Regions from separate parts of the Mus musculus genome. Here all the other regions are linked to region 1. A link is a loop called in an ENCODE intact Hi-C map of the cell type or tissue named here. Cell type or tissue: heart. All regions are shown on one strand. Each heading gives the region's core, and the rest is flanking DNA. Links, peaks and the distances in the headings are about the cores only.

Region 1 (10,313 bases), core at 1,222-9,221:
AAGGCAGGAACTCTAGGCAGGATCTTGGAGGCAGGAGGTAAAGCAGAGATCATGGATGGCTTGCTCATTTACCTTTCTTATGCATCTCAGGCCCATATGTCTATGTATAGCACTGCCTACAGTGGACTATGCCCTCCTATCTCAATCACTAATCAAGAAAATGCCACGTAGATGTACCCACAGACCACCTTTAAAGGCAGTTCCTCCACTGAGGTTTCCTTCTTGTCAAGAAAATCTAGTATGTGTATAGTTGAAAAAAACTAACCAGCAACACTGACTTCTTATCAACTTAACACACATATCACTTATAAACTATAGTCTTTCCTTTCTTATTTATCCTCATAATCTTGTTTATCTCCATCATCTTATTATTATCACAGTAAAAAAACAGTCCAACTTTTGAGGTTCTATAGTCTTTAATGGTTTTAACATCAGTCCATGATCTCTTTAAAATCCAAAGTCTCTTAACTGATCCAGTTAAACCAAAAATAAATTTAATACTTTCTAATTCTAATAGGAAAAAACCAGGGAGGGCATGGTCATACTCAAATCAAAAAGAAACCATCATCTAACAGTGCAGATATCCCAGTGTCCAATGTCTGGGACTCTTTCATAAACTTCTGGATTCCCAAGGGTTTGGGCAGTTCTACTTCTATGACTCTGCTATCAATAGAATGCATAGGTCATCTTGTGGGATTGGCTGGTTCCACTTAACAGTTAGTTGTGTCCTTTGTTTTCACCTCACAGTCTTAGCATCCAGTATTTTGGAGTCTTTACTGAGGCAGAGGCTACAACTTCACCAATAGCCTCCTGGCCTCTATCCAGGGACTCCCACCCTGCCAAAAGCCTCAGCTTCTCCCCAGGAGCCTATCAATTCTTCATTCTTTACTTCAACTGAAGCTGCACCTTCAGCAACATCTCCTAACCTTGAACAGTACCAACTTTCCGCTGCTCTCCAGGACCCTGTCATGCCTACAAAAACCAGTACCACAGTGGAGAGACTCAAACATTAGCACAAAGTACAGCTTCACACCCCACCCTCACCCTCCACCAGACCATAGCTTATGTGTGCTGATCCTGAGAAAACACTTCCCAGATTTCATCTCAACGATGTTGGTCTCTTAATTGGGTGATTTCTCAGCCCCAGGTAACTAGTATCAATTGTCCCAATAAAGCAACGGTTTTCTTCAATGGTGCTGGACGCACAGCTGAATTGTCAACCCTAGTTGGCCAGACCCACAGATTCTGAATTCAAAATTTCCTAGGAATTGTTAGGTCCAAAGGAATCTCAGGACAAATGGTCAATTTTGGTAACTCTTAGCATCCCAACAACCCATGCTGGTGGTGGCTCAATCAGTACCTGTGGTCCTTCCTAGCTCTTCTCACCCCACCTCCTACTTCTCCAGCTCATAGACTTCCTTTCCCAGCTCCTTACTCCCATAGAGCCCTGCCAGTTCAACCTCGTGCTGTCATTCCCTCCTCTTTCTTGGTCTCCTTGTCAGCATTCTCTTCATCTCTTCCCTCACTTATGGCTGTCCATCATCTCTCTTCTCACGGCCAGGTTCTGATCATATTTAGTCCACTCCTTTCTTTCCCTGCTCTAGAGTTTTCCAGATGCCCAGGGGTGTTCTTTCCCTCACATCCATAATAAAGCCTTCTCCTCAACCATACCTGGGAGTGGTCATGTCCTCCTTTTATAAATCTGGTGTGGAAACCCCAGTTTTTGATGGATTTTTAACCTTCTCTGTGAAACTCCATAGGCCAGGCTTCTATTGCCAGCATGGCTCTTGGAATTATCTTGCACGTTTCTACAGAACAGCTCATTAAGCATTTCCTGCCCCAAGTTCCAAGTGTTTCCATGACCCTCCCGTGAAACACGGTCAGATTCCTCACAGCAATACTCCACTCTTCTGATACTTAGTTTGCTTTATGTTGCTGTGATAAAACACTAATAAGAGCAACTTGGCCAGAAGGGGTTTATTTTATTTTACACTTTATAGTCCTTTGTTGAGACCAGTCAAGGCAGGAGCTCAATCTAGGTGGATGCCTGGAGACTGGAACTGAAATAGTGACTACAGAGGAAAAGTAGAACGTTGCTTACTAACGTGTTCTCTTTGGCTTCTTTGGCTACAGTTCTTATACAGGTCAAAGGTGCCTGCTTTGGACAACTGACAATGGCCTAGCCCGCCTCATGTCAATCAGTAATCAAGAGAATGCCCCACAGACATGCCAACAGACCAACCTGATAGATCTGACTCCTCAGCAGAGGTTCTGTTCTCCAAGGTAACTCAAACTTATGATTCAAGTTAATAAGACTAACCGGCACAATACCTGTAGTATATTATCCCTCTAATGGCTTCAGCTGTATTAGTAATTATAAATTCAGTTTTCAAGCTGATTAGTGTACCTCTCCCAGATTGTTTTGTTTTGTTTTGTTTTTAAATCAGTTTCTTTAAATGCCTCCCTAGTTCCTGTGTAATACAGAGGATAACATTTTATTTTAGGGTAAACTTTTATTTGGTAATTCTGTTTATCAGGGACATCTAAGCTCAGCATAGCCAAACACTATTATACTTCACCAAGTCTCTTCCCAGTTTGAGTACTATCACATCATATAAACTGCCTACAGAGAAAACTACAGAGAAATGCCTTATGGAAAATAAGAACAGATTTCTGTGTATGCGGCTTGATATCATCTCTACTCCTTAAATTAAAAAAAATGTAGCTTCTGAAAACAAATTGTCAAGGATGGATAACTGATGATAGAATATTCAAATCATTTTAGTAAAACCATTACAAGAAAACGGGGAACAATATTTTGAGTGATTTGGCACAACAAACAAACTGCACTGATAAGTTTCTAAATTGCTACTATCTTTTTTTTTAAAAAACAATTTCGCAGTGTAAATCATTTGTCAATCAAGTACTCAATATACTGTGGTATGCTCCAACATGGATTGGCCAGATATGATAATTAGGTGAGCATTGGATCATTACATGAAAATTCAAACAGGACTTCTGCTGAGTGCATGGTTATCTGTGGCCATCCGGGTCTCTGTATGATATAATTATTACTCCCCCTAAAGCACGTAGGCACTAAGAAACTCCTGTTCCACTTCCTGTTATGACGTGGGTTTAGATATTTGAAGAAGAATTCCGAAGACTCATTCTTCAACTTCTAATGAGTGCTTTGCTAATTGAGAAGTTCCTACTTTATAAGTTCAGGATGGGTAGAAGCACTTTTTTCAGGATTCTTATTCAGACAATAACAGGCAGCCTTCAAGGAAGAAAAACAAAACAAAACAAAACATTCACCACTGGAAAAACAAGAGATTCAGAGCAAATATTTAACAGTCAAAAGGGGTTGTGATCTCTGGCTTCTGGAATATTTTTATGTCAAACAGATGGAAAAATACAACTAGAGGAGTATATTTTCCAGGATTTCCTCTTTGGCCTCTGAAATGCCAGTTTTCAGTGACACGGACTCATCTGGATGCAAAGCCATATGTTTAGTAGCCTCATCATTTTGCATCTAGATGTTCCCCACACTGGGAGTGGCCTCAGTGAACACAAAGGAAGACAGTCATTGCTTAAAGCAGGGTGACCATTGGGACCCCCTCTCCACCATTTGTGGTTTGCTTGAGACCAGTGCAATCTGCTGTCAGACACTGAACACAGCCTGCGCTAACTGTGCTTCGGAGCCCTGGGATCATGCAGGCTCTCATGCATTTGATGGCACTCATTTATCTTCCCAAACTGAGTTTGACTAATCATATCCTTCTCCCTTTCCTCCTTGTGACTTTCATTCCTGCTTCCTTTAAGACAGAGCAGAAACAGAATTATACTTTCAACCTTTCCATACAACTAACGTCAGAGAAATAACAGACTCACAGTTGCAGATTACCCAAAAAAAAAATAATCATCCAATTATATACTGAAACTGGGATGAATAATTATGTCACTAAAACCAATTGGCACAAAAAAAAAGCCAGACCCATGAAACCAGGACATTTGGCAGGATGTGAGACTTTGACTGGCAGCAGAATTGCATGGCCCTTTCTGTCTGTCACCTGCTAACACAACTGGACACAGAGACAGTGGTTAATAGAGCCAGAAATATGAATATGAAAGTTGGGGCCAGAGCTCCTTAGGGCCAACTTAATCAGTAGGGCTGAATGCATCTGTGTCTGGGAGAGGAAACACTCGCCCTCCCCATGCAAACCTTGACATGTATACACTAACTTAGCAGCTCCCTGGGCTTTCCTAACATAATTCTTTCCTCTCACAAACAACTTAGAATGGAAAGGAAACACTTTAGCCATTTGACTACATCAGTCTTTGAATACTGTTTTCCAGACATTCAGGAGGAAAGGCTCGATTCACAGCCCTGCATCTTTGCAATGCAGCAGTGAGTCCTCATACTATTGCACCGTACCCCTGATTCCTGAGCTGCCTGAGGCAGATCCTTCTGGATTGTTGAGAGAGACTGAGTTGATCCAGAGTGATGTGTTCTGTTGGCACCAGCTTTGAAAGTCCCAGTTCAAAGACTACACTTGCTATTCGAGTTATGAGTTTGTAAATGTGAACCTACTCAAGAGAACATGAGTTGGTGTGATGTCATCAAAGGACGACAAGTCCAGCTCCCATTGGCTGCTGGGAGCCTGGACAGGGTATATAATAGGCTATGTGCATCTTACAATCATATGTATGTCTGTATTTCTACTTGGAGGAAGTTTGGTGTTTGGAAGGTTAATTAACTATGGCTACTTAGAATAAGATTCCATTCATTATTGCTATGGTGAAGTAATTTTATTAGTGAAAAGGTACAGAGTAGCCATGTTACTTGACCTCTGACATTTCCATCCCCCAACTATGAATCTATTTGTACAACAGGACCAGGGCTTTGTACAGAGCTAAGGCATAAAAGTAGATTTTTTTGAAGACCCAATATCTACGGTAAATTTCTAATAACCCAAAACCAGTTTGGCTGTCGTGCCTGAAAACAACATGAGGTCTTTTTCCAAGTGGGTTTATTACTTTTCCCCTAAGGGACAGAGTGGCACTGGCAATGAATGCCTGTGTCTGTTAGTCCAAAGGAAAAGTGGAAGCAGGATGGCCCTGTTGTGCCATGCCCTTCCATGCCAGATGAAATGCTTCTGCACACTGGCCAGAGAGCCAGCTGTAGGGCAGGAGGACGGGATGAGCAGCCAGGGTCAGCCAAGCTGCCAACTGGACATGAGGAAACTCGCCTTGCCTTGCCATGTGGCAGTCTGATGACCAGGAAGTGTGGCTGGTGCAGAGCCCGAACAGGAAGGGCTTTGAAATTTTGATCTTCATGTTATGTAACAGATTCCTGGCAGCATTCATAAAGCATCAAAGTAAAGAATCAGATCTCTCTCTTCTGAAAGACAAGGGATCTCTATGAATGAATTATAGTTAAAAAAAAAAAACAAAACAAAACCCTGTGAACAACCAGCTTGAACGCCTCGAAGAGCTGCTTGTCAGCTTCCTTTCTGTCTCATTACCACTGGCCTCTGAGTGAAACCACTCTGTAAGTACCAACTCGCCTGCATCAGAGATTTAGAGAACAAAGGTGGCATAAGAGAGCCGACTAAGCCATCTTCTGATTCATATGCAGCTAGAGAGACGAGCTCAAGGGGGGGTACTGGTTAGTTCATAATGTTGTTCCACCTATAGGATTGCAGCTCCCTTTAGCTCCTTGGGTACTTTCTCTAGCTCCTCCATTGGGGGCCCTGCGATCCATCCAATAGCTGACTGTGAGCATCCACTTCTGTGTTTACTAGGCCCGGGCATAGTCTCACAAGAGACAGCTATATCTGGGTCCTTTCAGCAGAATCTTGCTAGTGTATGCAATGGTGTCAGCGTTTGGAAACTGATTATGGGATGGATCCCCATTGGTCGTGCAAACTTTATATGCCTCAGTACAGGGGAACGACAGGGCCAAGAAGTGGGAGTGGGTGGGTGGGGGAGTGGGTGGGGGAGCGTGTGGAGGACTTTTGGGATAGCACTGGAAATGTAAATGAAATAAATACCCAATAAAATAAATTAAAAAAAACAAAAAAAATGTCAAAAAAAAAGAGAGAGAGAGGCGGCTCATCCTTTTTCTGAGGTGTATCCCATACTGACTTGCCATAGAGGGGCTACGGTTAATCTTTTCTTCACTTCTGCGCTGAACTCTGATGGGATAGATGTGGTAGGTAGCTGCAGTTCTCTGCAGGGCAATGTTTAAGAGGCGGTATTAGAGCGAGCTGAACCTCAGCTGCATTGACTGTGCGTGGCCTGCGTACAGGAGGGTTGTCCCTGCAGGGATGCCCGGGGGTGAAGGTCGGTTAAGATACCCACCTCTTAAGCTTCTCAAGCCCTTTCAGTGCCTGGGGCAAAGAGGGATGGACGGGTGAGGGAAATAGTGTCTTCTGCCATTCTATACGTATTTTTAAAACAAGGCAGTAAATATTACTTTTGAGTAGTTTGAAGTTTGCTGAAGAATGAGAAGTTCCTAAAGGTTTGTCTCACATTTCTCCTCCACACCCTGCTCCCATCCTCCTCTTTACCCCTCGTATGAGTGTGGTGTATCTCTTAGAAGCTGACAGACTGATGGTCATTAACTGGCATTCTTAGTCTACAGGAGTTCTCACTCTTTGTGATGCACATTCAACTGGTTTTGACAAATGTTGTATATTTTGACATGTGCCCTGACAAGTGTTTGACACTCTACCATCACTCAGAAAAAAATGTCATTGTCCTAAAAGTACCCCTGGCTTGCGCCACCTGTCCATCCCTCTTCTTCAGTAGCCCCCAGCTAGGACTGGTCTTTCTTTTCTCCATCTCTCTAGCACGACCACTCTTGGAATGTCAAACAGCTAGAACCAGTGGATAGGCAGTACGTGTCGAAAAGGGCTCTAGTAAGCCATCCCAAACACTTCCTGGAAATGCATGACCAGTGAGGGACTTTCTCGGGTAGGCATTCACGCCAAAGCACCCACTCAACTTGAATGTAATGCCATGCTGCTAGCTCTGCCTGGTCATGTAGGCTCCAGAAGTATTTGAGCACATTTACCTGTGTAGCTATTGTCACAAGCCTTGTCAATTTCATGAGCAAAGCACATCTGACAGCTTTTAAAATTGATTTAGTTGGTAATTATTGAGGTGGATGTTTTTATTTCTTCTGTGAGTTATCAATTCAAATATTTTATTTCTCGTAAAGTGTGCTCCTATTTTGATGAAATAGTAAATAATGATGCTGGTCGCCCACCAGAGTGCTAGACTTCTACGATAAACCTTAGGTGATTTGGGTGTGGTGTCTGCTGGGTTTTTCTGTTATGACAATTAATTGGTTTATTTGTTTACATTTTTGTTTTCCACACCATGTTCTGAAATTCTCACAGTGAGGATTAGCCACGCATTTCTCTGTATTTGCATTCATTGCTTTGTTTTGAATTTTGCAATTAAATCTTTAATTATCCTAGAAATTCCCTGTAAAAAGTAAACAATGTGAATGCTTTGGCTGCATTTAAAAAATCATGATAGCTGCTCAGAGAGCCATTTCTCCTGTCCAAAAACAAACCAGGCCAAGTCCTGCTCAGTTTCCAAGAACAGAGGATGTTGGGAGGCCATCAGGACAGTATAGATCCTGAGCGATACTTTTCTCTGTCATCTTGATGTTTGTGCTGAATTTGAAGGTCTCTTGTTGATAACAGAGATCAAGAGAAAAGGAGGTAGAAAGAGAGGGAGGGAGTCAGAAGGAAATTTTCCTTTGTTTTAAAAGTTAAGTAGAAAACTCACTTGACTTTCTCCATCATCAGCAGGTTGAACTAGACATTCTGTGGGGCTTCAATTCAGCTCAGCCTTAGGAGACGGAGAATACAGAGGACGAACCACACTTCTCTGCTCCTCCCGCACGGTCTCTCAGTGCACCCCAAACAGTTAGAAGTCAAAGTTATGACGAAGCTCAGAGAATACTGGAAGCAGCAAGGATCTTGAAGAACTTTGATCTCAAATCACTTTGTTGATAGGAACATCAAGTCCCAGAGTTTGACGGACCCACCCAGAGTCCCAGTGCTGGCTAGCTGCAGAGTCCCAGTGCTGGCTAGCTGCAGAGTCACCCTTGGGCCAGGTGCTCTGGCCTCAGTGTGGCTTCTCCTCCCTCCCATTTCCCCTGCCATCTTCCCTTCCTTTTCTTCTGCTCAAAATTCCTTTCACTGCAACTACGGATTCCCGTCCCCTGGATACAATGCTGTGTGACAGCGAAAGCCCTGGATGAAGGTGGCTTTCAACCAGAAATGCAGTGGCTTGAATTTCTCTCAGGAAATCGACCACTTAAGGCTGCCATGTGTTTTTTGTCCCCTTTGGGCACTAAAATACTGTCCCCCAGGGGGACTAGAGATCTTTTTACTTTTCTTAGGAGAAGATGATTACAGCCAAAGCAATAAAAAATCCTTCCTTTTTTGCCTAAAAGCAGTGAAATGATTACCTATATCTTTAATTTAAATTCCCACTGACAGCTGAGATACCGCTGTAGCTGGAGGGGATGAGACAACCGCATCTATTGTCAGCGCAGAGGCAGAAGGAAATTTTATTGACTAGGGAGGATAATTCGCATTAGGGAAGTCAGCCAGGTCTGCTCTGACCTATTGGAATATAGTGCAGGGTCAAAGGGCAGAGGATCTGAGCTGGAAAGCGTCCTTAGCTTAAATGCCAGTTGTGTCCCTTTGTGCATTCTGCTGTAACACTTACTTGGTCATCTGTACCTCTGGGACTGGCAGGAGAGTTGCTCTCATCTGCTCTTTGCTTCTCCGTGGTGTTGAGAAAGATTGCTGCGAACGCCCTTGGGGCTACTGCTTGAGAAAAGAACAGCAACTGATTGCTACATCGTCAGTCCCAGAAATTCCATCTGCATGCTTTCAGAGCCTTGGTACATCGGGCCACTCCTAAGGGGGATGGTTTACCGTGTTTGCCTTTAAAAAGGAACCCTCAGAAACCACTCCAGGGAATGTCCAACAAGCAAGTCTGCTCTCATGCCCCTCCTCCTTCCTGGCTAAGTGTCTCTGAGAAGGCCCTCTCTAGGGACCTTGTTTCTGGTAATATAAAGTCCCTGTAATGCATGAGACTTCTTGTTTATTTTTTTTTCCTTTCTTTCCATGCATAGGGGGACAGGGACTTGCTCTGAGGTCACTGTAAGTTTGTCCAGTGTCCTGGGAACTGGCTTCAGGCTGCCTTCCCTGTTCGGGTATCAGCCTCTGTGTTAATACTTTATGTGCATTTCTCATTAAGTAGTAGTTAATGCCACTATTCCTATTTGACAAGAGAAGAGACATGACCCAATGTCTTAGTTACTTCTATTGGTATGATAAGACACCATGAGCAAAACAATTTGTAAAAGAAAGCATTTAATTTGGGGCTTCCGTTTTCAAAGGGTTAGAATCCATGACCATCCTTGATGACCATGGTAGCAGACATGGAATAAGAACAGTAACTGAGAGCTTGTGTTCTGAGACACAGCCATAAGGCAGAGAGAGAACCTACTCAAAATGACACAAGGTTTTTGGAACCTTAAATCCTACCTTCAGTGACACATCTTTTCCAACAAAGCCATACCACCTAGTCCTTCCCAGACAATTCTATCAACTGTGGACCAGGTATTCAAATCCATGAACCTATGGGAGTCATTCTCATTTAAACAACCAGACCAAATAAAGTTATAATAAATATTTTCCAAGAAAAATGCAGCCACTGAGGGAGAAGCAGTGATCTGGACCCAGACTCATGAAAATAGCACCTGTTATTTTCTCTGGGGCTTTTTGTCTCCCCCTGCCTTGGGGCTCTTGGTTTCCTGCCCAGAGCCATTGTTGATAGACATTTCATTTCTTACAGACAGTCCATTTCCTACTTAGTGGCAGTGTTGGTTGGGGACAGTTTGTGCCTTTCTTGCCTTCCTGAAAAGTTACATATCTCTCCATTCTAGGATTTGTCAAAGCTACTAACTGATCACCTTGAGGTACAATTTCTGCTGTGGGGGGTCTCTGTGAGGTTGGGCTAAAGCTATACCAACTTGGACCATGTCTTAGTCAGGGTTTCTATTCCTGGACAAAACATCATGACCAAGAACCAAGTTGGGGAGGAAAGGGTTTATTCAGCTTATACTTTCTACATTGCTGTTGATCATCAAAGGATGCAGGACTGGAACTCAGGCAGGTCAGGAAGCAGGAGCTGATGCAGAGGCTATGGAGGGATGTTACTGGCTTGCTTCCCCTGGCTTGCTCAGCCTGCTCTCTTATAGAACCAAGACTACCAGT
Region 2 (10,313 bases), core at 1,691-9,690, 78 kb before region 1:
GCACACACACCCTTGAGAGCACTTGTGCAGATAAATAGCAGGCATCCTGGGCATCAGGTGGAGCATCCGTCTTTCCCCAGGAATTCTGTGATCACCCTTCACATCTGTGGGTACTAAACACAGCAGCTCAGTCTCTTTCTTAGACGCCCTAAGGTATAAGTCACATCTTAGGCTCTATTTTCCTGGTTACAAGTATCCAGAGATTGCTATGGAGGAGGCTACAGTTATGCCAGAAAGCTTGACCAAAGCAGTGGCTTCTTTGCAATGCCCCAAGGCTTGAAACGAGGGTGCCCTCCAATGGTTATATCAGTTTCCCCTTGGCATAGGTCCATGTGTCTCTGACTAACATGCTTACAGCACTGACTAAGCTGGGAATGCGCACTGAAACATTCTTATTTTACATAATCAAAAGGGCAGAGGTACTTCCTTCTCCTTTTATGCCCCACCCTTCCCTTTCCTGTCCTTCCTTCCTGGGATATCCCTATCCCTTCCTTTTCTGAACAATTCAGAAAACCTTGGGAGAGGGCAGCCTGCCAGAGGAGGCGGGAGGTGAGGGATGTGTGAGTCAGCCACAGGATGTGGGGTGCCTCCTGGGATGTTGAGCAGACAAGGAAACATTTTAAGATAATGGGAGTCAGGCTTCTCATTGTCAGGGAAGGGAAGTACAAATGTGAAAAGAGAGAAAATTAGGTAGGTAGATACATAGCTGGGTAGATAGAGGATAGATCTCATTAGACAGATCCCCCAGGGTGACTGGTGTTAGTCATGCATTCTGGTCCCAACAATCAGATCTCTTGGAAGAGACACAGGTGGGCACATGCCTTTGGGACTTGAGATTTTGGAAAGACTCCGACACTTGGAGGCAGGACTAACAGAGATATGACCTTGCGTCTATTTCTGCTTCCCTGTGCCTTCAATCAACCTCTGCCCCATGTAGACCGTGGCTCACACAGGCTCCCCACTCTAGGGTTTGATTTCTTTCTTTGTGACAAGGACTGAGCTATAGGTCATACAGCCTCAAGACAAAGAACAGACTGCACCCCAAAGTCACCAAGGATGGGGCACTTCAGCTCCAAGAGTTGTCCCTACCACAGGCCACATGGGGGATCTGCCTCTCTGACCTCAGTGTTTCTATACATTCCAGTTATCTATCTGTCTATCTATCTGTCTATCTATCTGTCTGTCTATCTATCTATCTATCTATCTATCTATCTATCTATCTATCTATCTATCTACTGTCTGTCTGTCTGTCTGTCTGTCTGTCTATCTATCTACTATCTGTCTGTCTGTCTGTCTGTCTGTCTATCTATCTATCTATCTACTATCTGTCTGTCTGTCTGTCTATCTATCTGTCTGTCTGTCTGTCTTCTTTCTATCTATCTATCTACTATCTATCTATCTATCTATCTATCCGTCTGTTTATCTATCTATCTATCTGTCTGTCTGTCTATCTATCTACTATCTATCTGTCTGTCTGTCTGTCTGTCTGTCTGTCTGTCTGTCTATCTGTCTATCTGTCTATCTGTCTATCTGTCTGTCTGTCTGTCTGTCTATCTATCTATCTATCTACTATCTATCTATCTGTCTATCTGTCTATCTGTCTATCTGTCTATCTGTCTATCTGTCTGTCTGTCTGTCTGTCTGTCTGTCTGTATCTATCTATCTATCTATCTATCTATCTATCTATCTATCTATCTACTATCTATCTATCTATCTATCTATCTATCTACTATCTATCTATCTATCTATCTACTATCTATCTATCTATCTATCTATCTACTATCTATCTATCTACTATCTATCTATCTATCTATCTACCTACCTACCTACCTACCTATCTACCTATCTATCATCTATCTATCTACTATCTATCTATCTATCTATCTATCTATCTATCTATCTACCTACCTATCTACCTATCATCTATCTATCTACTATCTATCTATCTATCTATCTATCTATCTACCTATCTATCATCTATCTATCATTTATCTATTGATATAATATATCCTATACATAGACAGTCTGGGAGCAATAATAGCCCAATAGCAAGAAGGATATTCATCCCTTGATAACTATATGTTGCTATTATTCAAAATAAACCAGTGAGAAATCCCAGAGATGAGGCAAAATAAAACACAGATAATTCTGAAGCAATCACTTGTATTAGAAAGTAAAGATATATCCAATAAACAAGGTATATGATTGGGAACAAGCCAAAAAGACACAAATTAATCTGAGGGGCTCCCACTGACTGATTCTTGGACAATATATCAAAACAGTTATAATAACAAACTAGGAGCCACAGACTAAAACAGATGACCACGCTGAGATCAATACACAAATGAATAAGTTAATGGAAAATTTATCAAATTTCAAAATATCTCCCTAAAAATACTTATGTAAAGCAAATAAAGACAACTATGGCAGAGAAGGTGGTAGTCACCAGGCTAACCAGCTGGTGGATGTGAGCATCTTCACAATAGAACAAAATCATGAACTGCCTTGCGGAATACCGGGGCACCACAGTGTGCTTGTGTGGTCTTCCTGCCCAAAAAACACAGTCAGAATACAATTGTGGCAAATTACAAGATGACAACAGAGAGAGGACTCACTTCTTAACATGGCCAAGTTATGAGCAGGGCAACAGCCTGCTGCTAGGTGGGATTTGTTTGTTTAGACTGTGTTATTTTGCTACACAACATTGCTGTGACACAATGTGAGTCGTCAGTGAGAAGGAGATGGTAGTCACATGCCAGTGTTGTTTTTCCTTCTGGATGCTATGCTGGGCTGCATGGGGGGAAGGCTCTGGCACCCAGAGGAATGAATGTAGTTTTGTCCTCACTCTTCAGTGGTTCAGAAAAATGCCCTATTTGTATTTTTTGCTGTTTTGTCAGCGTTCGTGTCAGGTTCACACTCTAAACAAATCCCAGCTGTGTGTTGTGCTCTAAGCTAAGCTCCTGAAACAAAGGTGCTGAGACAAGCATGGGGTAGAGAAGCCATGAGGAGTTTCTTCATCCTCTGGGTAGTAGCAGAGACATGGTTAGAAGTCAGTAGGCCTCCTGTTCTGTGGGGATCATGAGTGGGCACTAGGAATGGGCGTGGAACATAGGAATGGGAAATGGGGGCAGGGCTTAGCTTGTGAGAGGTGTTGAGTCAGACAGGATTCTGACTGTGTGTGTGTTCACTATTCGTAATGTTATCAGATAAAACTGAGAGCACCTCCACCCTGACACCCTGGGCTGCTCTAGGAGCATGCAGGGTGATCCTAGAGTCTTGCTAGATGTCATATAATCCTGGTGCTTTCCATTTGACAAGGATGGCGTAGACCACTCTCACTTGGCTCATCCTTTCTCTGCTTGTGAACTATGGATGCTATGGAGTGTTCACCCTGTTCTAGGTTTTGCCTCACCCTGTTTTTCTCAACTCACGGTTGTGGGTCTCTAGGATGAGAGAAGGGGGAATATAGTAAACCCAGTTTGAGTGCTAGACTGCAGTAAGTTTCCATTTCTTTATGGATACCTTCCATGCAGTAAGTTTTCATTTCACCCCTGTGATATAGGCTCCCTCCCTTTATATGTAGAGTCTCTCTCACTCTTACTACATTACAAAGAGCAGAGACTGCTTAGGTGGCCTCTGTTACCTTAGACTACAACAACTGAGTTATTTCCATGCAAATAGACTGAGACCGAGACTCATGCTGCTATAGAAAGGATACATAGACAAAAGGGAAAGTATAGACTCAGGTACCCCAATACCAAGTTCTTAACACAAAGGGGATTTTATCTGCCCCAGAGGGACAGAGAGCAGGGTTAAGGGACAAAGATAGGAAATAGAGGAAGAGAGAAAAGGGGCAGGGCGTAAGGGAGAGGGAAGAGGGGTATTTGTCCCAGAGTACAAAGGTTTGCTTCTGGATAGACAGGTGACAGATGTGGTACATAGTCAAATGGCTACTTATAAAGGTAAAAAGGGAAACCCCATGTTAGGATGAGGTATTTAATTTTAACTGGGCGTGTTAACTAGATGGGCCAAAGGAGGCTTTTGATTTCTTGACTTCCATACTTTGATAGCTGGACATTGGTAGTCAGCCTCAAGAGAAGGAAGTAGCCAAAAGGGAAAGGACCTTGGGGCTAGCTTCAGGCATGTAATCTAATGATTTTTAGTAAGGCAGAGGTTATGGGAGGGAAGGGCAAGGTTGCCAGAGTCATGCTGGCCACACTTGACTGACCAGAGTCCCTTCAATAGACTTCTTTAGACCAATAGAAAGAGAGAGAAGGAGAAAGGATTCCTGTCAGAAACATCCTAAGCCTAAATAAACCCTTTAGAGTCTGCTCTGCCCAACAAGGAGAATCTTTCAACCTGAGAACTCTGGAAACTTGCCAAGAAACTCCATTTCATCTGGAGAGGAGCCGCTTTCCTGTCTTTAATTTGTCTTACCTGCTAGTGGGTACCAAGCCTGCTTTCTCCCCACAGGACTTGGCTCTTGCATCTACCCTAGTGTACTGTAGTCACAACTCTGATTACCCAGCACTGAGCAAAGACTGGCCTTTCAGGGGTTGTCTTTCTGACTGGAATTGCATCTTCCTTCTGAGGGACAGGAGAAAGCAGCCCATTAATGGTGATCTATGGAATTATACAGCCCAGTGCCATCATTCCCAAGTGAGGAGATGGGCCAGAGGACTGCAAAGGCTGTGCTATAGGCTAGTGATGACAGAGGCAGCTTAAAGATGAAGCCCAAGCTCACTTTGTCCTGCGGTGTGCCCACTCCAGACAGTGTAAGCATGGAGACGGTAGTGGCAGAACAGAAAAGAAAAAGTGGAAGATTTAGGAAGACATAAGACAAGGAATTGGAGCCCCAAGTGCCCCATTTTATTTGGAACAGAAAAAACAAAAACAAAACAAAACAAAACAAAACAAACAAAAAAAATCCAGTTACGAAAGACGGGAAATGTATTTTAAGTACATTGTTTGGACATGGACTGAAATCAGTTTTTCTCAGCAGCTCTGAGTTGAGTCAAATCATTTTCACGATGGAGGCTGCCCCATGCATTGAATGTGTCCACCAGCTTTGCTGGCTTCTAGCTACTGCAGGTACTGAACCTCAAAAACTACCAAATGCCTCCAATTGTGAAACAGTTTCCTTGAAGACTGGAATATTCCACCCTGTAGATAAACTCCTTAAGCAGGAAAGTCAACATCTCAAAGTAGCTTCAGAAAGTTCCTGAAACTGATCAGAATCACTAGGTCCCTCCCTGGCAGAATAAGCAACAAAAGCCAAGAGTCTCCTCTCAGAGAGGAAGCTGAGCTGCAAAGAAGATTCTCAGACCAGACTAGATGCCTGGAAAAAGCAGAAACCAACCAAGCTACTGGAAGAGGTTTAGACCAACTGAGGCATGTAGAAAGGACACCTTCTCAAATGTTGCTGCCTGCAGGCTGTGCAGTGTGCTCCATATCTCCACTTTGTGAGTTGTCACCCATGCTGCAGTGGGCTTTAGTAACGCTGTCTTTGAGCAATTTCTGCTCTTGTAAGTAACTCCAGTAAGTAACCCCAATAAAACTCATTGGTTCACCAAGTTGGACTTCAGTGGCATCTGTACTTTGGTCTAATGACGTGACTGAAAGCAAGTGCATAACACTGGACAACATGAGTGCTGTCATTAGAGTCTGGCAGGCAGTGCAGCTTCAGGCCCGGTCTCAGCCTTTGGAGAAAGACTGCTGTTTGAATGATCCATCCACTTACCAACTCCATAGTTTCCCTTGGGCTCTCTAGGGCTGTACAATATTATCTATAAAACACTGCTAGGAGGGTCTGTCATACATAAATGTTTAATAATTAAAGAGAGGGATGAAGCCCAGTGGCACAGTTCTCGACTAGCGTGCACGAGGTCCAGGGAGAATGAGGAAGCTTTGATGACTATGTGCCAGCATAGGTCACAGCATTCTAGATGGCTCATTACCTATTGTATCTGCTCAATTACAGTTTAGTAACTGATACACAAATTAGACTTGTTGTCACCTTAAAGAGTTTCTTCTAAAAAACAGAACCAGATCAGTCCTGACTAAATGTCACACAAAATGTAAGAGCGTAGGAAAGCAAATTAAGTCAGATGTCTCAGGTTTGCTTCAACCCCCAAAATAGATGAGGGTGTACATGTTTATTTAAAGTGAAGAAAGAAATTGCATCAAACGCTCAGTGCTTCAGAGCCTTTGTTCTTCACCGTCTTGAGGCAGTTTACCAGAAATGTTTACACGGGAATGGTTCCTTAGTGCAACCTGCTCTCTTTTTAGCATCTAGAACACTAGATCTATGCTGTTAGTATTATTTAGAGTCCATGCCACCAAAACTCAGGATGTTTCAGTATCATTAAGGCACGATACAGCCAGTATTAGTCGCAGGATGCTCCATCCTGGGGGACACTGCAATAATGCTGCCAGAGCTCTATGTACCATTGTTCCCAGCCTTTCCGGAAATATTGTGGGACTGAGAAATTCCCCGGTGGCAACCACAGTATGGCTGAGCTCCCATTGCCTGCTACCTTCACACGGTGTGCATGAAGACACTCTAGCTATGGAGCTCTACTTGTCGGCTGTTATTTCCTCTGCCAGAGGGATGTGTTTACTTATTTTCTCAGTCTGTATGATTTCACTGACTTCTGTCCCTCTTGCGACCATCTTTGAGATAATGGTGGTGATAGTGTGTTGCATCTGGGACACTGAATTTCGCAGTGCACCTTCACGTGTGTTCATCGACACCAACAATTTATTGCTTTTGCCTCAGAAACAGCTGTCAGCTCAGTAGAGAATTTTCACTTTTCGCCCTCAAACCCATGTGATCCCTTTGCAGTTTGCTTCTTTTCTCTTTTATACAAACACCAAAATAACCTTATCTGCTTCTCAGTTCACAATGTTCAATCTTAATTAAACCAAGTTCAGGATACAAGCGGAAATGACTAGCGGTGAGGGGCCGATTACTAACACTCATTGGCAAATTCGTTCTAAATTTAGACTGTGCCCTTAGAGGCCTCCAGCTTGAATCACAACCTTATAATTAATATTTCCCGTTCTTCCTCTCTGTGTGAAGTCGTCAGGCCCAGTGGCACTCGCTGCATTTGCAGGATTTATTCTTTACAGATTGAACGCCACTGCTGATGACCTAAAGCCTGGAAGCAAGATGACTGAAAAACACCATCTAAATGATAGCACAGAACTTCAGCTAAATAGCTCGATCCTAAAAAAAAAAATCTTAGGTTAAAAAAAAGTCTGATTTTGAGGTAGAGTATGCACAACTCATTGATTAGAGCATCTGCCAGGCAAGGGTAAGGCCTTAGGTTCAGTACCAAGTAGGGCAATATTATTTTCAAACTAAAATAATATTAGTATACATATGTTAAAACAATTCCTATTAGTAATAAATGAGTATATGAGCACATACCTATGCATAAATGAATAAAGATGGATAAGGGATTTTTATAGGATACAAACACACACACACACACATATATATACATATACTATATATATTGCCCTTATCATTAAAAAAATTTTTTTTCATGCAATACATTTTAATCTCACTTTTCCCCTCCCCTAACTCCTCCTAGTCCTTCCCCACCCAACTCCATGCCTCCCTCTTTCTTTCTTTTTTCTTTCTTTCTTTCTTTCTTTCTTTCTTTCTTTCTTTCTTTCTTTCTTTCTTTCTTTCTTTCTTCCTTCCTTCCTTCCTTCCTTCCTCTCTCTCTCTCTCTCTCTCTCTCTTTCTTTCTTTCTTTCTTTCTTTCTAAAGCAACCAAAAACAGTCTCTCCCTCATTCTTTCTCTCTTTCTCACAGAATCCCTACAAACCCCATGAAACTAGAATCCAAAATATAGAAGCAAATGACCCAAAGACCAATAAAACAAAACAAAAAAGCCAAAACAAAGGAAGATGAAAATAAAGTCTACAAAAATAACATTGAGTTGGTTTTATGTCGACCAATTACTCCTGGGAATGGGGGCTACCCTTAAATGTGGTTAATATACCCAATTAAACTCTACTGAAGAGAAGTATTGTTTCCTTTGTAAGTATGTATGAATTGCAGATAGCTTTTTGGTTAGGGGCATAGGTGTGTGTTCATATATTCCTGCATATAATTTTCCCTCTCTGGATTCCTCTTGGCTTGAACCTGCACAGGCCTTAGGCGTGCTGCCACAGTCTCTGTGAGTTTATATGAGCACCGGTAATGGTGTGTGTGGAAGACACTGATTTCTTGGAGTCACCCATTCCCCCCCCCCCCCAGCTCTTACAGTCTTTCTGGCTTCTCATCTGCATAGAGCCCTGATTCCTGAGGGGAGGGGTTTGAGAAGGCATCCCACTTAGGACCCAGTGCTCCAAAGTCTCTCATTCGCTGCAGTGTTCAGTTGTGGGTCTGTGTTCCCATCTATGCCAGGAAGAGATTCCTTTTTTGATGGATGAGTTTTTAGAGTATCTTGCTTTTTTTATAGATGATCAACATGGCAGACAATACATAGATCTGTATAAGGAAAATGTTATTAAAGTTTGGAAAGTTTCATAGGTTGGTCAGTTAACCTGGTTTAAAGACAGGCAGACACACACGCCACACGAGTTCAATTTTGGAATCCTTGAGGTTCATTGTAAGGCAATGGGAATTCCAAATTGTATTGAATAACAAGCATCAAAGGAATTCAGGGTCAGAGGGAGGAGAAGGACTGGAGGAAAGGATCCAGAAAGTCAGTTAACCATCTAGTCTAAAAATAGGCCATGCCGTGAAGCCCATAGTGAAAAGGGGTTTCAGAGCTGACTTCAGTGAGCTGCTTGAAGGCTCAGACACACCATCTGAAATTGCAAGCTGAACTGCATTAATTGACTTTAACAATGATGTTGCATGATAGTGACTAAGAAGATTTGGGGTTCTGTGGGTTTTTATTTCTTGTAAAAAAAAAATCACATCTTGGATGAAATAACAATAGCTGAAACTGATGACTCTTGAGCTCTCAGAGGTCAAAAGCTGACTCAGTCCATTTACAGTTAAGGGATTCTGGCTCAAGAGCAGGGTATGAAAAACCATAGTTAAACACACTATATACCTGTGCCTCATCCTTGGAGAAGTTTATAGTCATTGGAGGTGAGAGAACCATCTCTTTGCCTGGTATGCCTCCAACCAGCTGTGCACTGCACCCCAGTATACTTCGACTACCTCTCCAGTGCCTTTACTCTCAGGGAATACCACTATGTTTTAGAGATGTTTGAGTATTTCTTTTCCTCCTCCTATGACATCAGACCCTGGTAGTTAAGGGCTTGATTCTTGGTTATTGATTGCCAGGACTGATGATGCTTGCTTCCTGGAACCCTGATTAGGGATGGCAAGGGAGACCTACAGACACATCATGTACTGAATATCTGGGGTCAGGTTAGGGTATGCTCACTCTGATGAAATGGCACCTACTACTGCCAGCATCCCAGAACCTGTGTGTGTGTGTGTGTGTGTGTGTGTGTGTGTGTGTGTGTGTGTGTGTTTGGCACAGCAAGAGTCTCAGTAGGAGGTGTTTGTAGATCAGCCTTAGGCTGTAAATATAAAAGAGGAGGAAGAAGTTGCAGTTGCTAGTTTTTGTACACACTGATCAATCATCCATAAATTCTTAGACTCAACACCCACCCACTCAAAAGCTTCATCATTTCTCTGATCCTGGCCTGGATGGGTAATGGCCACTCTGCCAATTTCCCATAGCTATGAAGCCTTGAATTGTTCACAACCCAAACTCAGGATTTCACTCATTCAGGGGTTCCCATGCTCCCCACACTTGATGTCTCTATGGGCCAGCAACAGGAGTCAGGATGGACATTTTAATGATATTCCAGGGTATTCAAAGGGTCCTTGATATTTGAGTATCAGGAACTGCCTTGTATGCTCCGTCACTTCTGAGTTCTATCTCTTTTATAGAATGTATCATGGCAGAGGCACTGAAGCCCTTCCCTGGCATTTTCATCCACATCGTTACCATCCACATGTAGCTGTCACTCGAATCTCCATGGCCCAATTTGGATGACACAGCAAACACACTTGAGGTCTCCCAAAGGCTTCATGTGGCCTTCAGGATTAAGTCCTGACTTAGCCTGTGCTGGCCTGAATCCCAGCTGCATCCTCAATGCCATCAGCGCTATCATTTCCTGGCTGGGGAGGAGGTGACTCAGTATCCTGGAAACTATGAATCTGACAGTCTAAGAAGTTTCCAGAGGAGACTGCAGAGGGCAGGAGTCCAGGGTGCCCAGAACTTGCCTGTTCTTTTGGACTGTTTTGTTTTCTGCACTGGGAAGAAAGT
Region 3 (10,313 bases), core at 856-8,855, 67 kb before region 1:
GAGAGAGAGAGATACACATTTTCACACACACACAGGTAGGGTCAGAGAGACAGAGGGATGTGTGTGTGTGTGTGTGTATGGAGCGAGAGAGAGAGAGAGAGAGAGAGAGAGAGAGAGAGAGAGAGAGAGAGAGAGAGAGAGAGAGAGAAGGGATCATGAGGGAACCTTGAGATCTCTGTCCTCAGTAAGTTAAGTTTCTTCCCTTAGATGTCAACTCATCACAGTCCCATCACCTTCCCACAACACCAGCATCTGGGACCAAGCCTTCAAAATTGGAGCTTTGGGAGACACCTAAGTTCAAATTCATGCTGACTTATGTCAATACAGCAGGGAGTTCTAGAGAGAGTTCTAGTCACTAGATAGCTGGGACAAAATGGCTAGGACTGTCTAGCTTTTTTTGACTTCTCAGGTGCAGTACCCCAAGGCTGGGTGTGACCCTCCCTGTTGAGGGAGATTTCCACAGCCACAGAGGGCCTGGCAGCATAAAGTTGAGATCCTGTCCTAATTCTAGACAAACCTTTCCCTGATTCTCATGTACCTATCACACTTCACTGTTTTTTTCAGTCCAAAGCAATTATGAACTTTGAACTCAAAGGGAGAAAATATATTCTCAAAAATTAGGTGTAAACTATTGCATAAGTCACAGTATGAGAGGCACTCAATTTAGTGTGCCTGAACACAGCTTGTTTCCTCAGCCTGTCTGTCCACTCTCACTGTGAAAGGTACCATCCCTCCTTCAGTCTGATGACGGAGTGAGGACTGTGCAAGTGCTGCCCTAGATATCTCTACTGTCCCCATCATCTTCAGTTCCTTCTTCTTTGTCCTCCATTAGTCTTCACACCCTGGCAGAGATCTGTTGGTGATTTCCATTACTCAAGCCTGTCTACAGGATCTGTGGTTTGGCATTGGTGGATAGATAGGCCAAGTTGATAACTTAGTTTCATCATATTGAATTACAAAGGGTGATTGGGTGAACTTTCTAATGCAGATGATGAAGATGGCCAAGGGCCTTGACCTTCTCAAGAACAGCCCTGTGCCTCCCTCACTTCATAATTAGACTCCAATTCTAAATGAGTTAAACAAGCCTGTGCCTGGAGATCTTGAGTTAGGTCTCTGAGAAACTAGGTAGGGCACTACTTTGCATGGCTCTTAGAGGGCTGGCCACATCATTCTTTTCCAACCTTCAAAGATCCCGTTTTCAAGACATAATCAAAGCAAACCACAAATACAAACAGAAAAAGTCTGTACTAATGACAATAACTGAATTCATGTTAATTACTCCGGTGGATATTCCATCACTTAAAAAAGTAAGTTGAACAAATGTAATTTAAGGAAAAAGGAGAAAAAATTAATAAAAGTATGGTTGGCATGCATTGAAAGCAGGTAAATATAGAGGCTCAACATTGACACTGAGATCATTTGGTTCATAGTCAAAGTTGAAGCAAAAGTCAGCTTTAAGAAACTCCCCACAGTCTACAGCCATTTTGATTGAGCACTATGCTTATTGGTATTTTAATTGCAGTGTAATGAATGAGTGTCTGTCTTGTTAATTGATTGATCAAAGCTAGGTAGGCTCAATGAGAACAGAATGAACATTCATGACATTGGTATGTGCTTCTGTGTTCTGTCTCCAAACACAGTTACTGGAGAAAACAACCTTATAGACAGAGCTGGATGGAAATAGGAAGCTCTATTGGAGCAATGCCCCTGAGCTTTAGAATATTAACTTTTATCCAAAGTAAAGAGATAATGTATTTTCAAAACTTGTCTTCAGATGATTCGGCTGCCAGTTTCAGAAACATGACCCCAAAGTTATAATTAAATTTAAGCTTTCTGTTGGTGGTCGGAATGAATCCTGGTTTTTATATGATTGAAGGTTACAGTAACAAATTAACCTTAAGCTGTCACCTGTCATAACACACTGCTGTGACAAAGAATGTTCATCACATGCCGCTCACCAACTGAGTTTAAAAACCTCCACGTTCGTCTCTGTCCTGCTGAAACAGGCAGGACAGAGACAAACGCTCACAGTTGCATTGTAGGGCAAGTCAATTGCTATGAATGTTTTCATCTTTGGCTATACAGTAGCAAAAAAATATAAAGGGTCAGAAGAGATGTAGACTGAGAGCCAAGAAAAGCCAGCTGAAGATTCTGGGAAGCATCAAAGACTTCTACCCTCCAAAACTGAGGGCAGAAGGAAAAATAAGCCAATAGAGTCTGTTAAGAGACAGAATGGCCTCATGCCTTGCAAGTTAGTCAGAATGCCTGTAGCCGAGGGTCTCGTCAATGGAATTGCCTTCCTGCACCAACATATTTGAACATATCTCTGTTCTGTACAGCAAAAGGTTCTCTAGCCAAGATCTTAGATGACATTAATGCACCATGCTTAAGAAAACAAACTGGAGCAAATTCCTAATCCCCTTTTAGCCCAAACTGGTTATTCAACTTCTGCTACAAGTAATCCAGACAGATACTGCCTCCCAATACTGATTGCTTGGAAATTAATTCATGTTATTATTATTATTATTATTAATCTAAACATTGCTGCAAGGTTGTGATGTTCTTACAAAAAGCAGCCATAAAGTGTCAGGTAAGAAGAGAGGGCAGGCTAACTGTCATCTTTTTTTTTTTTTTAAAGATAATTTCTTTATTTACATTTCAAATGCTATCCCTTTTCCTAGTTTCCTCTCCAAAAATCCTCTATCCCCTCTCCCTTCCCCCTGCTCCCTAACCCACCCAGTCACCCACTCCCACTTCCTGGCCCTGGCATTCCCCTATACTGGGGCAATAGAATCTTTGCAAGACCAAGAGCCTCTCCTCCCATCGATGGGCGACTAGGCCATCCTCTGTTGCATATGCAGCTAGAGCCATGAGTCCCTCCATGTGTTTTCTTTGATTGGTAGTTTAGTCCCAGGGAGCTCTGGGGGTACGGATTAGTTCATATTGTTGTTCCTCCTATGGGGCTGCAAGCCCTTTCAGCTCCTTGGGTACTTTCTCTAGCTCCTTCATTGGGGACCCTGTGCTCCTTTCAATGGATGACTGTGAGCATCCACTTCTGTATTTGCCAGGCACTGGCAGAGCCCCATAGGAGACAGCTATATCACTGACTGTCATCTTAAAGTATGTTACAAAGCTTGTTGTGCAAGTTGTCTGTAGACCAAGTAGGAAAGGAATAGCCCTGCCACCAGGTCAGGGCAGGTTGGGTATCACTGATGACCAAGCACTACAAATTGTTGCAGCAAAGATGAGGAACATGAGTTCTGTGATTGATGGTACTTTTCTCAGGGAAAGCTGAGATAACTGTGCCCACCTTCATTTTGGCCATAGAAACTGGGCATTTGTCGCCACTCTACCTACTTTTAAGTTAGTTCTGTAGATTTTGTTTTTGTCATTTGTTTTCTAGCAGAACTCTGATTACTTTCCTCCCGTGGATGTTTGGCATTTGAATGAGCATTAGAGATGATGCTCTGATAGTCTGGGTTTGCACGGATTGTGCTTGGAGATTTAAAACAGAGATTTCATTTTGCCTTCCTAATGATTAGATGCTTATTAACCATATTAACTAATACATGCATAAATTCTTAGCCACAGATCTTTCCATTGTGAATGACTTAGTCACCTCTTGAGAGATGCTAGAGTCCTCCAGTAGGATGCCTCATTACTCTTCTGGAATATTACAATAATTCTAAGCTACTATCCCAGAACCAAGAGAAATTAAAGCACATACATAATGGTAGTGTGGAGGACTCATGAATCACAGGCTACGTTTTCATGCCTCTCCTAAAATCTTAGCATGGGTGAAGAGGGTGTCATGGATAATTCAAAGCTCTTCCTTCTTGCAGTAATGGATCATGTCTGTAAATCTTTATTTTTAAGTGGGGAAATGAAAACAGAAACCATTAGCAGCATAATTGTGGACCTCAGCAAATGACAATCTAGCTGGATTTAAATAACAGATTTCAATTTATAGCTTGGGTTTGTCCCCATGTGAATTCATTAGACATCTGACAAAGAAAAACAAACAAACATACAAACAAAATAACAAGCAAGTAAGCAACAACCAAACCAAACCAACCAACCAAATAAAAAAAAACCTCAAATCTTTTACTTAGCAAGCAAAACCTAGTATTGTGTTTCTGACCTTATTGACTGATGGCTGTCCACCTAGGCTGATAATGAGTCATTAAAATGTGTGTGTGAGTGTGTGTGTGTGCATGTTTCTTCATACTATCATTTTTTTGAACCCCAAGTGTTTGCTGCTGGTTCTGAGGGTGGAGGATAAACTGATGATAATGCAGAATCTATCTAACTTTTCCGAAAGTTATTGTTCATGACCCTAGGTCCAGCTCTTTGAGGCAAGACTCAGGCACAAGCAGTCTTTAAGCACATCCCACTTTCTGAGAAGCAGTCTGCTAAAATGGGGGCTGCAAAAGCCCTCACGATTGGTTCTTTACCACCCCGGTTGCTGCCAGCAGGAGCGTTATGAAGTGTCAGTTCTCGAAGCTCTCTGGAGGGCGCTGTCAATTTTCATCTTTGTCAACGTGAAGTTGGCGGCTATGCTCAGCATTCTCTTTCTTTGGTGGAGGGGGTGCCATCTTTACACAAGCCCATCATGCTACGTGTAGGCAAACTCTGTTAGCAATTTGGGGAATTAAACTAAAAACATTTACCTTGTGCCTCAGATGCTCTCACGCAGGGCTCTGCCCGCCCCCTCCCCACTTACGCCTAGTGTTGCGGCTTGCAGATGATGACACAGTACTCAAGAAAGAGGAGTTCTGCTCAAGATGCTCAAAGAATCCTCAAAGGCATTTTTTTTCCAGACTGCATTATGCAAATTATTACCTGGATACACTGATTGTTCTCTTGTTCAACAGAGCCTTGAGACATCAGACAGCCCTGGACAGATTCAGAATATTGACAAGACTTCTGTTATCCATCTACTCATTAACAAGGATTTTTGGAGTTCCTATTATACACCAGAAACACACAAAAAAAATCACTGCCCATAATCTCCTCATCAGGTCGTATAGCCTGCACCTGGAGCGATGTATAGATTGGATTTTTCTGAGGTACAATTGGTCTCCTGTACAGTAGTAGAATCCTGCTACTGCCAGGTCTCTGGGCACAGGGACACTTAGAATAGGTAAGGGCCTATTCCTTACCCATGGCTGTTTTTCCTCTTCCCTGGGATGACACTTGTGCTCCTGACTGAGTCAGCTGCGGGGCTCTCACTTTGCACAGAGAGCCTTGTTGTCTAACTGTGTTTGTACAAGGCTCTGCTGCTTTGGGGTGGCCTAGCTTAGAAGCTATCATTTTGTGAATGATACTTCTTTGGATATTTTAAAAAGGCACTCATTATTGTCCTTTACCAATTTCCTAAAGATTTATTCTTTTTACTCTTATTCTCTCTCTCTCTCTCTCTCTCTCTCTCTCTCTCACACACACACACACACAGGGTTTCTTGTATCTACAGAAAAATTCAGAACCATAAATGAGGGAAATCATGACATTTGTATCTTTGAGACTGGCTTATTCACTAAACATCATTCTCTCCAGTTGCATCCATTTACATATAAACAAAACAGCTTTGTTCTTTATGTTTGAAGAATCCTGTATGTATACACACCACATTTCCTTATCTATCCCTCTGCTGTTGGACACTGGATCCTAGATCAGGTATGTTACAGTAGCTTCACTGCCATAAACAAAGGTGTGACATATTGCTGTGATGTGGCAATTAGAGTTCTTGGAATAAATACCCAGGAGTTTTGCCCAATCTTTATGGTTCAAGAAGAGGCTTCCATAACCCCATCATATCTCTGCCATTAATTGTGTCCTAGTAGGTGATTGTCTTGCTACTTGGAGAACGATTGTGAATTTTACTAAAATACAATTTAGTCAAATATCAAGAAACACTTTGTACCAATGGACCAGGCTAGTGAACACTTACTTGTGGTGTTATATCTGACTGTCTGGGGCAGAGGGTGTATCTTTGTGGTAAAGTTTGTGATTCTCATGCTCAACACAAAAGAAAGTTTTTCTTATTTTTATGTAAGCAATTAATAGTGAACACTGCTATAAGGTGATACTTTATATAGACACCTTCTTGGTTGCACAATATTCCAGTGGTTAATTTAGTCATGATCTCCATTTAGAAAGACAGTGAATAAGTCACAGAGCAATGGCATTTCTCTAGGTCACAGCTAGCAGGCAATATGGCTGAAATTCAAGCCAAGCCTCCCTGATACCACCTTTGTCACCTTCATCCCACATTGCATCTCTGAAGTTGGGGGATGCTTTCAGGTTCATATAGTGACCAGTAGAAAACTGTTTATATAAAATGTCTTAGTCAGGGTTTCTATTCCTGCACAAAACATTATGACCAAGAAGCAAGTTGGGGAGAAAAGGGTTTATTCAGCTTACACTTTCCACATTGCTTTTCATCACCAAAGGAAGTCAGGACTGAAACTCACACAGGGTAGGAACCTGGAGGCAGGAGCTGACGCAAAAGCCATGGAGGGATGCTGCTTACTGGATTGCTTCCCCTGGCTTGCTCAGCTTGCATTCTTATAGAACCCAAGATTACTAGCTCAGAGATGGCATCACCCACAATGGGCTAGGCCCTCCCACCCTTGGTCACTAATTGAAAAAATGCCTTACAGCTGGATCTCGTGGAGGCATTTCCTCAAGGAAGGCTACTTTCTCTGTCATAACTTCAGCTTGTGTCAAGTTGACACACAAAAACCAGCCAGTACATAAAATAACACTCTAAACATTGAAATTATGCTAGTTGGTTAATTCATAGTTACACCCCATCAATGTATGCCTGGCCACACATGTGCATGCATGTACACAAACACACACACACATGCACACACACCACCACCACCACCACCACCACTACCACCACCACCTCCACACTTTCATGTTGGTATAACTTTGAGCAAGAATATTGGGGTGAAAATATAGCATGATAAAGCATGCTATATCATAAACACATAATGCTTTGCTTCATTTCTGATATCAGTGAGAGTTCATCCCATCAGCATTATAAGTTAAACTCATTCCTACACTGCTGCTAGAGTTGAAGTTCCTCACTGCAGAAAGGTCTGGGATACTGCACAGTGAATGCCACCTCCATCACCAGGGCCTTTGCTTGTAGAGTTTGCCTAAAATGTTTGTGCTGCCAATTTTTTTCTTATCAGTTTGCCACAGGAAACTGAGAGGAGGGAACCCCAATTGAGAAGATGCCTCCAAAAAACTGGGTTATATGCAAGCTGCAGAGCACATTCCTAATTAGTGATTGATTTGGGAAATCTCATCAGATTGTGGGTGGGACCATCCCTTGGCTGGTGGTCCTCAGTTCTACAAGAAATCAGGCTGAGCAAGCCATGATGAGCAGGTCAGTAAGCAGCACTCCTCTGTGAACATCTTCATTAGCTACTGGTTTCAGGTCCCTGCCTCTTTGAGTTCCTATATTGATGTCTTAGTTAGGGTTTCCATTGCTATGAAGAGACACCATGACCAAGGCAATACTTATAAAAGCAAACATTTAATTGGGGCTGGTCTACAGTTTCAGAGGATTAGTCCATTATCATCATAGCAGGAAGCAGGGCAACATCCTGGCAGGCATGGCACTGGTAAAGGAGCTGGGAGTTTTGCATCTTGCAGGAGACTGACTTCCAGGCAGCTAGGAGGAGTGTCTCAAAACCTACTCCCACAGTGACATACTTCCTCCAACAGGGCCACACTTACTCTAACAAGGCCACACCTCCTAACAGTGCCATTCCCTGGGCCAAGCATATTCAAACCACCACATTCCACTCCTTGACCCTCACAGGCTTGTTCAAACATATGAGTCTATGGTAGTCATACATAGGCTTAGAATAATGCAAAAATACATTTAGTCCAACTTCAAATGTCCCCATCGTCTATAACAGTCTTAACAATGTTAAAAGTCCACAGTTCAAAGTCTCTTCTGAGACTCATGCAATCACTTGACTGTAATCCCCTATAAAATCAAAATAAAAAAGCAGATCACATACCTCAGATATCACAGGATATGCATTACCATTCCAAAATGTCATAGTGAGGAAATACTGGAACAAGCTGGACAAACTGCAAACAATGGCTCTCCATGCGATTCAGCTTTATTGATGGCAACACAAGTCTCTCTCTCAGGCTAGTTCCACTCCCTGATAGCAACTTTCCTAGGTAGGTATCCCACAGCTCTGTCATCTCTAACATCTTGGGTTATTTAAGGCAATGTCTGGGATCCATACATGATATTCTGGACTCCTCCAAAGTGCTTGGGTCACATCTCCAGCTCTGTTCTCTGTAGCACTCTAGGTTCTGGTTGACTCCACCCCACTGCTGCTGCTGTTCTTGGTGGTCATCCCACAGTACTGGCATCTACAATACACTGGGGTCTTCCACTGCAACAGGCTTCACCAATAGCCTCTCATAGACTCCTTTCATGATGCCAAGCCTCAACTTCTTTGCATGATTCATTCAGTCTTGGACCATCAACTGCAAATGAATTGCACCTTCACCAATGGCGTTACCTGGTTTCTCACAAGTGCCAAACCTCAGCTTCATACCTTCAAAACCAATACCACCTCGGTGACTCTTACACATTACCAAGTTTGGCTTCTATCTCTGGAACATAGCTTCTTTGTGTTCTCAGAAAACACTTCCCAGAAAATTTCACCTCAGTGATGCTGACCTCTTCTTAATCACCACGAATCACTTAGTTCCAGATGACCAGCATTAATTGTTCCAGTAACCCTTTCTATTCTTGACTCTAAAGCCAGAGCAACATGTCTGAACCTGCCAAGCTCTTCTGTTTGCTGGGGCTGGAACATGGTCCCCTTGTTCTATTATATCCTTCACTTCATGAGCTTGGCTGACCTGAAGCTTGCTCTGTAGACCAGATTGACCTTGAACTCAGAGGTCTGCATTCCTCTATCTCCTGAGTTTGGGGATTAAACACATGTACCACCAGGCCTGGATGTAAGCATTTCTTTTCTTGCAATTTGCTCTATACTACGATATATTTGCCTCTGTCTCCTGGGATTAAACACATGTGTACCATGCCTGGGCCTAGGTTTTTCATAGCTATGAAGGCTTGAGGCTATGCCTCCAGTCCAGATCAAAAGCCTCTGTCTTCCAGCCACAAGATATGGATCACTGGTGTGCCCCCTCCCCATTTCTGGATTTAGTTTATTCCAGATTATACATCCAAATGAAAACAGTAACTAGATAATAATGCCTAACATGTTATGGCTATTCCTTATTCAACTACAAACTCATAAACAATAAGTTTAGCTGGGTGGGATCTTGTCCCAAGGTCACCACTCCCTTCATTCCATTTAATATCCTTGAACATGGGGTTTCACTCCATTTGCTTCCTGGTGACCCTTTATTACTTGAATCAGACATTTTGTATTTTTCCTTTATAAGCTTGTTATATCTAATCAAAACACTTTATGAGAGTAACCAAAAGAAAAAGTCTCTGCTGTTCTTTTCTGAGACTTCCTTTGTCAACAAAATTCATCTGATTCTCTTTTCCTTAGACTTAGCCTCGAGTAGACTCTTCAGACAACGGCAAAAAGCAACTACATTCTTCACCAAAATACCACAAAACAGTCTCTAGTACACATACGGACATTCTTCTCTCCTGAAATCTCTTGAGCCAAACCTCCACAGTTTAAATCACCCTCAGCACCAATGTCTTTTATATTCCTATTAGGATGGCCTATTACATCCCACTTAAAGCATCCCACGGCTTTCCAAATCCAAAGTTCCAAATTCACATTCCTCCCAACAAAAACATGATCAGGCCTATCACAGCAATACTCCTGTCCTTGGTACCAACTTCTGTATTAGGGTTTCCATTGCTGAGAAGAGACACCATGACCAAGGCAACTTTTATAAGAGACAATTGGAGCTATCTTACAGGTTCAGAGATTTAGTCCATTATCATCATGGCACCATCCAGGCAGATATGGTGCTGGAGAAGGAGCCAACAATTCTACATCTTGATCTAAAGGCAGCAAGAAGACTGATTCTTCCCTACTGGACAGAGCTTCAAAGCCCATCCCTATAGTGACACACTTCCCCCAACAAGGCCAAACCTCTTACCAGTACCACTTCTTATGGGCCAAGCATATTCAAATCACAACTGGCTTCCAGTAATGATAGACTGTGATGTGGAAGTATAAGAAAAATAAATCATTTTTGCCTCAAGTTGCTTTTGGTCATGGTGTTTTATCACAGCAATAGTAACCCAAGCTAAGATGGTCTTGTGTGAA

Evidence for each region. A loop is a pair of places that touch in the nucleus more often than their neighbours do. Peaks named below come from ENCODE experiments on the same cell type or tissue, not always from the same donor. Only the 100,000 strongest peaks of a DNase experiment are listed, where the experiment ranks them.
Region 2: a loop joins it to region 1, with 2.4 times the contacts of the local background. A loop is called at or near these places in 2 of 42 quality-filtered maps.
Region 3: it touches region 1 in a loop (2.2-fold over the local background); 3 of 42 quality-filtered maps call a loop at or near these places.

Annotation. Positions count from the first base shown.
Region 1 is chr2:124,770,861-124,781,173 of GRCm38, reverse strand. Gm39920 (a long non-coding RNA gene) reads left to right here. Exons shown (of 3, transcript XR_003953898.1): 2 at 2,134-2,283. Among named protein-coding and RNA genes, the nearest start is that of Gm39920, 18 kb to the left of the region's middle. In heart, for the core only: no CTCF peak of the experiment used is centred there; DNase peaks (open chromatin) are centred at 5,223 and 8,883; H3K27ac peaks cover 401 bases.
Region 2 is chr2:124,848,832-124,859,144 of GRCm38, reverse strand. No RefSeq gene overlaps it. Among named protein-coding and RNA genes, the nearest start is that of Gm39920, 60 kb to the right of the region's middle. In heart, for the core only: no CTCF peak of the experiment used is centred there; no DNase peak of the experiment used is centred there; H3K27ac peaks cover 496 bases.
Region 3 is chr2:124,837,925-124,848,237 of GRCm38, reverse strand. No RefSeq gene overlaps it. Among named protein-coding and RNA genes, the nearest start is that of Gm39920, 49 kb to the right of the region's middle. In heart, for the core only: no CTCF peak of the experiment used is centred there; no DNase peak of the experiment used is centred there.